Linked DNA regions of Homo sapiens: regions 1, 2 and 3 are each linked to region 4. The links are chromatin contacts, found by Hi-C or POLR2A ChIA-PET in ENCODE. All regions are on one chromosome and are shown on one strand. Each heading gives the region's core, a stretch centred on a gene start or an enhancer-like site at or near the end of the contact. The rest is flanking DNA. Distances are from core to core; before and after follow the strand shown. Region 1 has its middle 84 kb from the start of LINC01307. Region 2 overlaps SLC30A7 (solute carrier family 30 member 7). Region 3 has its middle 65 kb from the start of LINC01307. Region 4 has its middle 57 kb from the start of S1PR1-DT.

The links. A loop is a pair of places that touch in the nucleus more often than their neighbours do. ChIA-PET counts read pairs that join two places held with the same protein, here RNA polymerase II (POLR2A). Pooled maps may share reads with other maps.
Region 1: a map with no recorded cell type shows a loop between it and region 4 (11-fold over the local background). The contact joins two enhancer-like sites. A Hi-C loop is called at or near these places in 14 of 37 single-sample maps with no recorded cell type and 5 of 50 pooled maps.
Region 2: a pooled map shows a loop between it and region 4 (6-fold over the local background). The contact joins two enhancer-like sites. A Hi-C loop is called at or near these places in 2 of 37 single-sample maps with no recorded cell type and 12 of 50 pooled maps. POLR2A ChIA-PET finds 5 or more read pairs at or near these places in 3 of 52 experiments (activated T-cell, activated naive CD4-positive, alpha-beta T cell and naive thymus-derived CD4-positive, alpha-beta T cell).
Region 3: a map with no recorded cell type shows a loop between it and region 4 (8-fold over the local background). The contact joins two enhancer-like sites. A Hi-C loop is called at or near these places in 4 of 37 single-sample maps with no recorded cell type and 6 of 50 pooled maps.

The regions. Positions count from the first base shown.
Region 1 is chr1:101,406,371-101,410,038 of GRCh38, reverse strand. No RefSeq gene overlaps it. Among named protein-coding and RNA genes, the nearest start is that of LINC01307, 84 kb to the right of the region's middle. Within about 2 kb of position 2,223, at least 3 of the 41 ENCODE cell types and tissues checked have a DNase peak (open chromatin) inside an H3K27ac peak, as active enhancers do.
Region 2 is chr1:100,925,826-100,929,306 of GRCh38, reverse strand. The region is part of intron 8 of SLC30A7 (solute carrier family 30 member 7); the gene reads right to left. Among named protein-coding and RNA genes, the nearest start is that of SLC30A7, 31 kb to the right of the region's middle. Within about 2 kb of position 1,811, at least 4 of the 41 ENCODE cell types and tissues checked have a DNase peak (open chromatin) inside an H3K27ac peak, as active enhancers do.
Region 3 is chr1:101,386,998-101,390,386 of GRCh38, reverse strand. No RefSeq gene overlaps it. Among named protein-coding and RNA genes, the nearest start is that of LINC01307, 65 kb to the right of the region's middle. RefSeq lists an enhancer at 3,337-3,389. Within about 2 kb of position 1,311, at least 3 of the 41 ENCODE cell types and tissues checked have a DNase peak (open chromatin) inside an H3K27ac peak, as active enhancers do.
Region 4 is chr1:101,177,564-101,180,880 of GRCh38, reverse strand. No RefSeq gene overlaps it. Among named protein-coding and RNA genes, the nearest start is that of S1PR1-DT, 57 kb to the left of the region's middle. Within about 2 kb of position 1,585, at least 5 of the 41 ENCODE cell types and tissues checked have a DNase peak (open chromatin) inside an H3K27ac peak, as active enhancers do.

The DNA.
Region 1 (3,668 bases), core at 974-3,473, 230 kb before region 4:
AGTGTAAAGGGCTGTAAACCCAGACATTAATAATTATATAATTACTTTAGCCTGTTATTGTTTGTATCAGCAAAAACAAGGTAATAACTGTCCAATAATTGGGGGTAGGTTAGATAAGTTATATGTAATGTAGCAATATTTGACTATTAAAATATAATCTATACATTTATCAGATGATTGAAAAGATGTTTATGATTATTATGTGAAAAAATGAGTTTCAAGTTGTATAAAATATGATCACATTTTTCAAATGGATTGTTGAGATAGGATGTATGTTGAGACACTATTTACATATGTAAATATAAAGCAGGTCAGAGCTCAGAGCTCTTCCTCATCTCTTTATTTTCTTTTCTACTGCTTCCTAGGAATTTTGTGTTTTGTTTTTTCTTATATTGTTATTGTTGTTGTTACAGTTATTATTTCATTCTGTTTTGTTTTGTTTGTGCCTTTTTAAGGTAGGAAAAAAGAGAGAGAGAATCTGTTAGACTAGTAAAGTATTACATTTTTGCTATAAAAGGCATCAATATAATCAAAGGGTTTTTTGCCTGTAAATGTTTAATTCTGATTTTTACAAAACATCCCTTCTAAATAAAGCACAGAATGAAAGGCCCTGACACCACCTTTTCAAGAGTGGAAACCAATAAACTAGCAGAGAGAAAAAATGGTAAAAAGGGAGCCCAGAGGGAGCCCATCTGAGGCAAACCTGGATGAACTGACACATAACTCAGAGGAGAAAGTAAAGGACTGTTCTGTATCATCTTCCAAGCTTGGTACATCTTGAACATCTAGTAGTAAAGTTTTCTCAATGTACTTAGCCTTAATATCCTTCAAGATGTCACTAGCATAACTAAAGGATATGTGTGCTTATGGGTGTGTTTTCAGAAAGAAAGTCAGAAATAATGTCTACCAAAGTGTTAACAGTAATTATCCAAGAGTAGTGATATTATGCATAGTTCTTACATTATTTTTGCTTATTTATATTTTCTAACTTTTTTCTACAATAAACACAGAGAGTTTTAAATGAGATTTTTAAAATTATAGCTATGATTTTAAAAGAGAGAAAGAAAAATCATACAAAGGAGATTTCAGAAAAGAAGATTCCCATATTCTCCCATGTTTTCTTCTTCATGGCAGGTAATAGAACATGTTCTTACTTCTGGAAACTGCAAAGCTGGAAGGGATCTTAGAGGTGATATGGTTCCTCCTTCTCATTTTATACATGAAGGAACTCAGGTCTAAGATGCTTAGTATTGCTCCCACTCAAGGTTCACAGCAGCAGAACAAAAAGTAATTTACATTTGTTGATTCTTAATTTAATACTTTTATAATGTGGCAGAAAAAACAGCATCATAAAAGTTTAAGATTCTACAGTGTCTCCAGTTAATTCTATCCAAAAATAAAAAATTAAAATAGGAGGTTTGTTGGCCAATAACAAAAGAATGGAGGCAGCAAAGCTGGAAATATATGCCCAATCAACTTGGAGACATTGTCTTAAATTTATCGCCAATCTTCTGGGATATATTGAATGGATATACAGCTATAAGCTGCCCTCTTTAAACTAAACACTGCACTATATTCTTGCCCTTTATAACAACTTCCTCAGTGAAACCTGCCCTGTGATTATATCCTCCTCATCTGTCCCAAGAGAATAAGGCAAAAATATTATTAAAACCTTAGCTTTTTTCAGTGTCATCTCTTAAATATATCTGTTTCTGACTCATAGGCAGTATTTTCCTTTTATCTATTTCTTACTCATATGAATGAAGCTTTAAAGAAAATTTTACACTGATGCATGCCTCCAACTTGCCTCAGGTAAAATGAATGAGACAACATCTACACAGCACTTTGAGCTCCCCAGACAGGGACATCAGAAATGAGCAGTAGCCTTGCTCTTGTCAAAGATATCAACTGAGCCTGGCAAGACTCCAAACCATAGAATAACTTTCCTGACCCCTCATCTGTATCTCTCAACTAGATACAGAATTGAAAATAGGAACCAGTCATTTGGGGTAAAACATATGCCAAAATAGTTCTGCAGCGTGGGTAAGAAAAAGGGTGAGATGTGCAAAGGGGAAGCTCTCTGAAAGCAGAGAATATAATTAAGTCAACTTTCAAATTCAAATGTACTTCTTCCTTTCCCACATGTTCTAAATCAGACCTCTTTCCCATAGGGCTGCAGATGGTGCCTCTAGGGCTGGCTGTCACTGATCTCTGAAGGGTAAAACTGAACTGAAACCTACAAGCTTCACACCTGTGGGGTCAGCTTCATTAACAACTTTGACCTTTGCTCGTTTTTAAGAGCTGCCCCAACAAATATCACTGCAAACAAGGTGCACCCTGACTCTTTGGTGATATATCACCTTCTCTTTTCACCTTGACCCTTTGGTCATATATCACCTGACCCTTTGGTGATACATTACCTTCTTGGCAATCTAATTTTAAGTCTCACTTCATGTTAATCCAGGACAGGGATCTTAAGTCAGTCTTGAACTCTCTTTGTAAAACCTAAGGGAGGTTTAACTACTAATTTACTGCTTGGACCTCAATTAACATCTGTTTTTAAAAATCACTTAACATTGCCACAAAATAATAGTTCTATGCTTCTCTGACAGATTTCATCACCTCAGTTTTCCAACTTTTGACCCAACTACAGTTAAAGCATGAAAAAGACACATTGGTAAGGCCAGCTAGTGGTCACGTCACACATAAATTACCACTTTCTACTGTAGGAACTGTCTCCATCTGTAGGAAAAACCTGGAGAATCCTGTAAATAGCAGAAATATTATAACAAATCTTTGGTGAATGGAGGAAAGTGGTGGAATTAAAGGTAGAACTATCAGAAATTACTTAAAAAAAAAAAAGGACTTGTGAGGCTTGTCCACAATACTTATCCCCATTTTACACAATAAAAAACCTAGACACAAAGAGGTTAACTTGCCCAACTTATACAACTAAATTATAAAGATTCCTATAAATATATTCTCAATATGTGAAGCACATTATACACTTTATTGAAGCATTTAGTATTTAGTGATTATCATTCTAACAATGTAGGAGAATATACTTTAAGAAATACGGAGCAAAATCATTCATTTTGAGCAAGGCCTTGGGTTGGCAGTGAATCAAGATGACAGCTTTACTATTTAAGAACAGCTCTTTGAATTGTAGAAATAGTCCTTAATCACAGGACAAACTTGGCTCCATGGTGGAAAAGATTGTTTTGTTTTAATTCCAAATATCTATTAAGTACCTACTGCTAGTCCCCAGTACTGTGCTGATATGCCACAGATGTGCCCATCCCTTCTTTTTGCAAAATTTTGAAAATCTAATAAGGGTAGAGAAATAACCAACTTTTATGTTTTATTCTGCATTACAATTCAATGCAGAATCAAAAGATTTCCAAATAGAGCTACAAGCGAGCAGCATTTGGAACCCCAAGGAAGGAGCATGATGACCCAGGAAAATGTCAAGAATTGGATGTTGAACATTAGCCTTTCAGCCACAATCACAGACAGGAGCACTGTCTTCCAAAATAAAGAATAAGGTATGATTACAGGACTAAGCTGAACATAAAATTGGCCTCTAGATGGTCCTGGTGAGGTGAAAATGGCTAAAGGAACTTCATCAAGATTACCTGGAGAAAGTGGCCAGAGATACATTAAGGAGC
Region 2 (3,481 bases), core at 562-3,061, 250 kb after region 4:
GCTACTTTTTAACTGACTTTCATTAAAAAACTTATGCTTTTTTAAAGTCTAAGTCAAAAATGTTACCATAGAGAAATTAGGCAAGAGATGTAATTTTAAAATTACACTACCCAGAGAGAGCCAATTAACATTCTGGGAAATATATTCTCTATATATATGAATGCTAATTGGGATCTGGTGTGTACAGGCACGCACACACACACACACACACACTCTCTATATATAGTTTCTCCCTCATACATGTAAAGATAAATGCGTAGTTTAGACACAGACCTTTTACAAGAATTTTTCTTATGTGTTGCTCTGTACCTTGTTGTCATTTATTACCATTGAATCTAAGCCTTTGCTGACAACTTAGTCATCCAAAACTTAATATTGACTTAAAATAATGACTATACTATTACCTTTCATCTGAAACCTGTGAATGCTCTCTGATGCTGACCAAGCTTAATAATCTACATATAGTAGAAGTTCAATAATTTTTTTAAAAATGTGCCTAAAAATGATTGTAAAGAAATACTGCTAACAGTGGTTATGTGACCTCTGCGTGTTGTGATCCTAGTTTTTCTTTACTTCATATGCTTTCCACTATTTTCAAAATTTTCTACCATGATCATATTTTATAATCAGAAAACTATTAAAAATTTTCTTACAAAGAATATGTCATATGCATAATACAAACAAAAATATTATGAAAAATAAAATAAAATAATCTCAGAATAAAAGAAAAAATCCAAAAGAAAACCCACAAAAATATTAACATGGGTCTCTTATGGTAATTTTTCCTTATCTTTTTCTATATTTTACCAAGTTTCTTTGTCAACATAATTATTCCCATAATTAAAAAAACTACTTTTAAATATGCAATTTCATTAAATCCTCAGCCTCTTCTCTAAATAGCCACATAGCATGTTCATGCTCTACCTGAAAACTGACCAATGGAGGGCACTGTCTTCCCTAGAGCACTATTAAGAAGCGCCGTTTTCTCTCCTACACTCCAGTACTGTTGGGGCTTGTGGTGAGGCAGATGTCCTTCTTGCTTGTCACTACCACTATTTATCACAGTTCCTACTACTTCTTCCCTACAGCACAGTTTCCTTAAGGCCCGTGCCATTAGATCATTACACCCTCTACCCATCTTGATTACCAGGGTTACAATTCCTGATTGCCCCCCTTCAGTCACTGAAAAATTTGGTAATGGGCTTATTATCTTTCCACCTCTACTCTTTTCATTATTCTTGATTTAAATTATCCATGTGGGCAATCCACCCATCATCAGGTCTCTATATGCTAAGCTTATCTTCTGCCCCTATAATCACACCTTAAGCCTTAAGATCTCAATTCCAAGCATCTCATAATCTGAACAACCCTTTCTATTTCTGGATCAATTCCCCTAATACCTCCATTCTTAATACTTCTTCCCAAACAGGGAAGATAGGCTCAGTGGATTAGATTGACCCTATCTTAGGCCACTAAGTGGATTAGACCACTGAACCTAACACTTTTTTTTAAAGCATGCATCAATTACCTTTATATCTTAATTTCTCACCACTCTAATCCCTGCCTTGCCCCTTTCTCACTGTCAGTACTCACCTGACAAAACCCCAAACCTGTTAAATCTAACTCTCTGTCTATTCCATACCTCTTACCAAGTAGCTGAACAAGACTGAAGAAAAACACAACTATTCTGGTTGTTTGCACTTTAAATTCATGACCACAAACCTCAAAGTGGGCCCTCTGTGCTGCCAGGCAATCACACTGCTCCCCTTTACAGCAAAAGGCTTTGAAAAGGAGTTGACTTAGTTGCTATCTCCATTTCCTCCCCTCCCATTCTCTCTCGAAGCTACTCTGTCTGATCAGGCTTTCATTCTCATCACTCTTCTTAGTCCCAGCAGCATTTAGCAGAGTTGATTAGTCCTTCCTGTTTAACAGGTTTCTTTACAAGGCTTCTAAAACAACATATGGTTGTATCTTTCTTCCCACCTCGCTGGTCATTCCACTTTACTCTTCTTGGTTGCACCTGCCTCCTGACCAACCCCAGGGCTCAGTTCTCAGGCCTCCCCTCCTCTATCAATACTCGGTCTCAGAATAAACTGTCTATTAAATATGGCTTTAAACAACATATATAATCTGATGACACCCAAATTTCTATCTTCCACCCCAACCTGCTCCCTGAACTCTAGAGATGCAGATATATAAACATGTATCTACCACTCTCTGCCCTGCTCATTGCGCTCCAGTTACACTGCCCTTCTTGTCATCCTTGTATCTGGCATGCTCCTGCCTCAGTGTGTTTATACTTGAAGTTCCCTCACCAGGGATATTCTTCCTCTGAACAGTCCCATATTCCTCTCCTCCACCATTTAGTCTCTGCTCCAATATTACCCTATGCAGAAGACTTTCCAAGCCCTTCTAAAATAGCATCTTAGCCTACTCTATGGCATTTGTCACCAACTGACAGTCCATTATCTATTTGCATGTTCGTTTGCTTTATTGACTGTCTCCCTATTAAAATGTAAGCTCCATGAGGGTAGGCTATTTGCCTGGCACAGAGTGGGTACTAAAACATTTGTTGAATTTTAAGATACATGAAACTTTTCTGTTACCTTCAAAGGGTGGGCTTATGAGAACCTTTTAATAGGTAAGTTATACATTTCAGTAATGTTTAAAATTTTCACAATAAGAATGTTAATATAGTTTAGATATGTGTGCCTGCCCAAAACTCATGCTGAATTGTAATCCCCAGTGCTGGAGGTGGGGCCTGGTGGGAGGTGTTTGGATCATGGGGACAGATCCCTCATGGCTTGGTGCTGTCTTCACAATAGTGACTTATTTCCAGATTTAGTCATTGTTTTTTCTCTCTCTCTCTTTCACCACGCTACATGCCTGCTCTGCCTTCACCTTCCACCATGACTGTAAGATTCCTGAGGCCTCCCCAGGAGCTAAGCAGATGCCAGCACTATGCTTTCTGTAAAGCCTACGGAACTGTGAGCCAATAAAACCTCTCTTCTTTATAGACTACCCAGTCTCAGGTATATCTTTATAGCAATGCAAAGTATTACTTTGGTTATCAGAAAAACAAGAGCAAATAATAAAAATATCAAAGCTTAACAATAACAAAAAGAAATCCAATCATATGACCTGAAACTATGTATCTATGTAAGTTACAGAGAAGTTTATAAGTAGGTCAGTAGGACCTAGACAAGGATGACAAATAAGTTTTACCTTGGAAGCCTACTGTAGTTGACTGGTTGTGGTTGCTTGAAGCACTATATTGAAAGGGCCCCTGACGCTAAATCAGTTTTAGCAGGCAGGAGTACCATACTGAGGGATATCTTCCAGGAAAACAGAAGGGGTGGGAATTGTGGCATTCATGCTAGATGAATTCCAATGCCAGATGAATACCAACCACTCCATGACTTTAAATCCAGGTGTGGACTATTTTCAACCCTTTCTGTTCAGTTGATTGCTCCCAAGAATG
Region 3 (3,389 bases), core at 62-2,561, 210 kb before region 4:
TGTGACCAGATAGACGCAGAGCAGTAAAATAAGTCAACACAGTGGTGCTAAATTTGGGGACCACACTTACAATATTTCCAGGCTTTATTTGATTTCATGGTCTGTTTTAAGTTTCAGAAGTATTTTCCTCATTTTGGCTGACCACCCACACTTCTTCTGCTCCCTGTAAGTATCTACCTCTAAGCATGTACAGCATATGTACCTCCCTCCTCCATGTGTACAAACATTCATCACAAACAGAGTCCCGGCCATGTGTCAGGAGGAGATGTGAGGCATTATGAATGAAGACAGGAGTTACAACCAAACATGCAGAAGACAAGCTCCAATGATATCTCACTGTCTGCTCACTTTTCACCAGCACTATCCAGAGAATAGTTTTTCTCCTTCTGCCTTTTAAGTCCCAAAGTTCTTTTTAATCTTTTTCTGTGATAGTGTTCCTCTGATGCCTTCTCTTGATTCAAGTCAAGCAGCATATGAAACTGCCTCTGGCAAGATGCCTGTTCAGTGGGTCAACTGGCATATCATACATATCATACTGCTGGAAATAAGAATATGAAGAAATCATAGAGGAGCTACTGCTTATTGAGGGCTTACTAAGAATCAGACATCCTCTTGCCTGCTGCCAGGTAAGACGTGACTTTGCTCCTCCTTTGCCTTCTGCCATGATTGTGAGGCCTCCTCAGCCACGTGGAACTGTGAGTCAATTAAACCTCTTCCCTTTGTAAATTAAAAAAGAAAAATCAGACATGATGTTAGGTGACTATTACATAACACTTGTCTCATTATTCCATCTTTCAGATTATGAACTTGAAGCCCAGAATGATTAAATCTCTTTGTCCAAGATCCCCCAAATAGAATGTGGCACACACAGGATCTGAACCCCTCTCTGTCAATCTCCCAAAACCCCAGTGCTTGATTCTATGCCACTGTGGCAGCCACAAAAGGTGATGAGTCACTGCAGTAGCCTGCTTACTACACAAAGCACACAGAGATAAGTGATGGTTTAAATGAGCTTCACATGACTTAGAGTGGTTCACAAACCATAGCAACATAAGAATCATCTTGAGAACTTGTTTTAAAAAAAAAGTAGATTTGCAGGTTCTTCTCCAAGGCCCCTAACACAAACCTCTGGGGATAGAGCTTAGAAGATTAGCATCTTGAACAGCCTCCACCAGTGATTCTTAGCAGGTGGCCCTCACACCATACATTGAAAAACACCAGTTTAACAGCCCTTGGCAAGCTGTTTCTCTAATCCAGTGGTTCTCAAAGTGAGGTCCCCAGACTAGCAGCACCTGGAAACTTTGTTAGAAATGCAAATTTTCAAACCCTACCCCAGATCTACTGAAGCAGAAACCCTGGGACTGGGGCCCAACAATTTAGTTTAACAAGCCCTGAGGTGATTCTAATGCATATGAAAGTATGAGAACCAATGCTCTAACCTAATGTGATCTTGACATTTTCAGGCCTGACCCACATTGCCAACACCATGGGAAACAGGCCTCCAAAACCTTCATGAATTTTATCCAGGGTGCTCGACCAATCCCACTAACTCATCTCTCACCACAGACTCTAACCTGTTCCCACCCTCCTGGATTCTAACCTTGTCATTTATTCTCTACCACCCTTCACCTGACATTCAGATTTATACATTTGGATCCATCCCTCTCTAATCATAATGTGGGTGGGTAAAAACTTACCTAGTTCTCATGTTTCTCAGAGCAGGCCCCAGAGACATTCGCTCTGGTGAGTGCCCTTGGCCCTAAATGGGGTATCCAATTATTCTGTTTCACCCCAGCTTCTTTTGAGAACTCTTGAACTTGACATCTGCAGACTCAGTCTATCATTGTTGGACTCTGTAGTAATGTTGTTTGTTGTTGATATGGTTTGGCTGTGTCCCCACCCAAATCTCATCTTGAATTCCCATGTATTGTGGGAGGGACCCAGTGGGAGGTAATTGAATCATGGAGGCAGGTCTTTCCCATGCTGTTCTCATGATAGGAAATGGGTCTCACAAGATCTGATGGTTTTATAAACAGGAATTTCTCTACACAAGCTCCCTCCTTTCTGTCTTTGCCTGCCGCCATCTATGTAAGATGTGTCTTGCTCCTCCTTGCCTTCCACCATGATTGTGAGGCTTCTCCAGCCATGTGGAACTGTGAGTTTTCCATTAAACCTGTTTCCTTTGTAAATTGTCTAGTCTCAGGTATGTCTTTATCAGCAGCATGAAAATGAACTAATACAGTAAATTGGTACCAGTAGAGTGGGGCACTGCTGAAAAGATATCCAAAAATGTGGAAGTGGCTTTGGAACTGGGTAACAGGCAGGGGTTGGAACAGGTTGGAGGGGTCAGAAGAAGACAGGAAAATGTGGGAAAGTTTGGAACTCCCTAGAGAGTTGTTGAATGGCTTTGACCAAAATGCTGATAATGATATGGACAATGAAATCCAGCCTGAGGTGGTCTCAGATGGAGATGAGAAACTTGTTGGGAACTGGAGTAAAGGTGACTCTTGTTATGTTTTAGCAAAAAGACTGGCAGCATTTTGCCCCGTCCTACAGATTTGTGGAACTTTGAACTTGAGAGGGATGATTTAGGGTATCTGGCAGAATAAATTGTTAAGCAGCAAAGCATTCAAGAGGTGACTTGGGTGCTATTAAAGACATTGAGTTTTATAAGGGAAACAACATAAATGTTTGGAAAATTTGCATCCTGACAATGTGATAGAAAAGAAAATCCCATTTTCTGAGGAGAAATTCAAGCCAGCTGCAGAAATTTGCATATGTAACAAGGAGCTGAATGTTAATCCCTAGGACAATGGGGAAATGTCTCCAGAGCATGTCAGAAGTCTTCACAGCAGCCCCTCTCATCACAGGCCTGGAGGCCTAGGAGGAAAAAGTGGCTTCATGGGCTGAGCCCTTGGTCCTTGTGCTGTTTGCAGCCTAGGGACTTGGTGCCCTGTGTTCCAGCTGCTACAGCTGTAGCTGAAAGGGTTCATTGCAGAGCTCAGGCCATGGCCTCAGAGGGTGGAAGCCCCAAGCCTTGGCAGCTTCCACATGGTGTTGGGCCTGCAAGTGCACACAAGTCAAGAACTGGGGTTTGAGAACCTCTGCCTAGATTTCAGAGGATGTATGGAAACATCTGGATACCCAGGCAGAAGTTTGCTGCAGGGGCAGGGCCCTCGTGGAGAACCTCTGCTAGGTCAGTGCAAAAGGGAAATGTGGGGTCAGAGCCCCCACACAGAGTCCCTACTGGGGCACCATCTAGTGGAGCTGTGAGAAGAGAGCCACCATCTTCCAGACCCCAGAACAGTAGATCCACTGACTGCTTACATTGTGTGCCTGGAAAAGCCAGACACTCAATGCCGGCCCATGAAAGCAGCCAGAAGAGGGGC
Region 4 (3,317 bases), core at 336-2,835:
TTTATTTTGAGACAGAGTCGTGCCCTGTCACCCAGGCTGGAGAGCAGTGGTGGGATCTCGGCTCACTGCAACCTCCACCTACAAGGCTTAAGTGATTCTTGCACCTCAGTCTCCTGAGTGGCAGGATTACAGGCACATACCACAAGGCCTGGCTAATTTTTTGTAGTTTTAGTAGAGACAGGGCATCACCATATTGGCCAGGCTGGTTTCGAACTCCTTGCCTCAAGAGATTCACCCACCTTGGCCTCCCAAAGTGTTGGGATTACAGGCGTGAGCCACCGCACCCAGCCTGATCTTCTAATGATTTCTTTATATACTTATTTATTTTATTTGTTATATATTTTTTTGAGACAGGGTCTCGCTCTGTCACTGAGGCTGGAGGGCAGTGATGTGATCATGGCTCACTGCAGTCTCGACCTTCTGGGTTCAAGCAATCCTCCTGCCCTAGCCTCCCAAGTAGCAGGACAACAGGTGTGAACCACTACGCCTGGCTAGTTTTTTAATTTTTTTGTAGAGGCAGGGTCTCACTTTGTTGCCCAGGCTAGTTTCAAACTCCTGGGCTCAAGTGATCCTCCCAAAGTGCTGGGATTACAGGTGTGAGCCACTGCACTTGGCTTTCTAATGTTTTAAATAAGGTCTGCTTCTGAACTCTCCACTCATACCACCTAGAAGTGTACAACTTGGCAATACTGATCTACGTGTAACTTACAAATAGTGGGGTGATGCTTTCGCCTATGTATGAAATGCCTTTTCCTACATTAGGAAATTTCTACTTCAGTATGAACTGGCTAATTGGCTCAAAAGTCACCTCCTGAACAAAACCTTCTCTTACTTCTTCCATGCTACTCCTGAATTCCCATTTTTACTATGACACCATTTACATGCCCAGGCTGTTGTTCTAACCCCGTTGCATTATATTTCCCCATTAGACTGTAAGCTTCTTGAGCAGTTTTTCACCTTTTGTATCTTGCACATTTGGCCACTCGATAAATGTTTGTTGAGTTGATTTGAATTAGAAGAAAATCACCAGATCTCTTCAGAAAGACACAAATAATGACTGGTTTAGGTAATCTAATGGTCTCAAAGAACACAGTACAAAATTGAATAAGTTGGAAGCCAAATATTTATTATTTGCTACTCTTTCATTTTTAATTGAAATATAACACTCACACAGAAAAGTGCCCCAAATTAGTGTATTACTCAATGAATCATCCCAAAATGCATAATTGATCATTAACAAAGTCAAGAAATAGAACATTGTCAGAAGCTCCTCCCATGTACATTTAAGCATCAATTTTTGTAGAGTATTTTCCTTTACACCAGAGACCTTATCTGAGCCTTTCAAAGTTATTCATTTCAAAGTATTCATTTCAAAGAAATGAATACTTGTCCACCCGGCTTTCATTATGGTCTATCGTGGTAGTTGATTGCCAGCCACTGTCACTGACGTGTATTTTCAAATCTTGTCATCTTTGTGAAGAAATATAGACATTTGGCACTCCACTTCTATGTCTTTATGACTCTTGTTTCCACGGGGCCCTACTTCTTCCTTTGTCTCCTTTTATTGTGTGTTCTTTAACCCCACACTCTTCCTCAATGAAACACTTTACCCACTTCCTGTCAACCATCTGACCTCGCTTCTCCTTATAACTCCTCCACTATTGAAAGCTTTTGAAAAACTCCAAAAGGAATTGAATTTTTGATGAGGACTTAAAATAAGATACAAATGTGATTTCTTCATTTGTTCAGACTGCAAAAGTTAAGGGAAATTAAAATATGAAGACGGGTCTATAACAGAGTAGAAAAGATGACAAATTTAGAGAAAATGATTTACTTTTCTGCGTGACAGGCAGAAGAATATAAAGAAACTGAAACCACTGGCAACCTCAAAAGGGTTAATTTTAAGAGTTGTACTCAGGAGACTTATGTCACAGTGATGGAAACAATGCTGCTACAGAAAGCTTCAAAGGTGCAAGTAACTGAAAATGCTATTTATTAGTCAGTTTAGAAGGAAGAAAATTAATAATCACAAGAACTGACTACTTCTCTGGAAATGTCTCATTTCTTTCTATGTCACTGTAAGTTAGCTTTCTCTTTTTTATTATTCTTAACGGTTCTTTCCATTTCTTGTCAGTGTCATGTCATTTGAAGAACTGATATTTGCTGAGATTTGTGAGTATAAGCCATTGCATGCAGGGAGTAAAAGTCTTCTCTTAAATCTTAATGAGGGCTGGGCACAGTGATTCATACATATAATACCAGCACTTTGGAGGCCAAGTGCTCCCAAAGCACTTGGCAGGAGGATCACTAGAGTCCAGGAGTTTGAGGCCGGCCTGGGCAACATAGGGAGAGCCTGTCTGTACCAAAATAATAAAAAACATTAGCTGGGTGTGGTGATGCACCTGTGGTCCTAGCTACTCAGGAGGCTGAGGAGCTACTCAGGAGGCTGAGACAGGTGATGCACCTGTGGTCCTAGCTACTCAGGGAGGATCACTTGACCCCAAGAGGTCAAGGCTGCAGTGAGCCTTGAAAAGATTAGGATCTTTCCATGGCACTCCAGCCTAGGGGAACAGAGTGAGGCCATCTAAAAAAAAAAAAATCCAAAAAAAAAAACCTTAGGCCAGGAGTGGTGGCTCACGCCTGTAATCCCAGCACTTTGGGAGGCCGAGGCAGGAGGATCACGAGGTCAGGAGATCGAGGCCATCCTGGCCAACGTGGTGAAACCCCATCTGTACTAAAACTACAAAAAATTAGCTGGGCATGGTGGCACATGCCTGTAGTCCCAGCCACTCGGGAGGCTGAAGCAGGAGAATCACTTGAACCCGAGAAGCGGAGGTTGCAGTGAGCTGAGATCGCACCACTGCATTCCAGCCTGGCGACAGAGGGAGACTCCGTCACAAACAAACAAACAAATCTTAATGAGATGCCTCTAATTATATTTTGAACTTAAAAAAATGTCCTGGTATATACGCTTCAGCTATTATATATAATGGCAATGCCCAACCTTTTTGGCACCAGGGACTGGTTTTGTAGAAGACAATTTTTCCACAGAGTGGGTTGGGGGAATGGTTTCAGGATGAAACCGTTCCACCTCAGATGATCAGGCATTAGATTCTCATAAGGAGAGCACAAACTAGATCTCTCGCATGCGCAGTTCACAATAGAGTTCCTGCTGCTATGAAAATCTAATGTCGCCCCTGATCTGACAGGAGGCAGAGCTCAGGCAATAATGCTGTCTCTCCCACCACTCACCTCCCACTGTGCTGCATGGTTCCTAACAGGCACTGACTGGTACCCATCTGTGGCCTGGGGGTTGG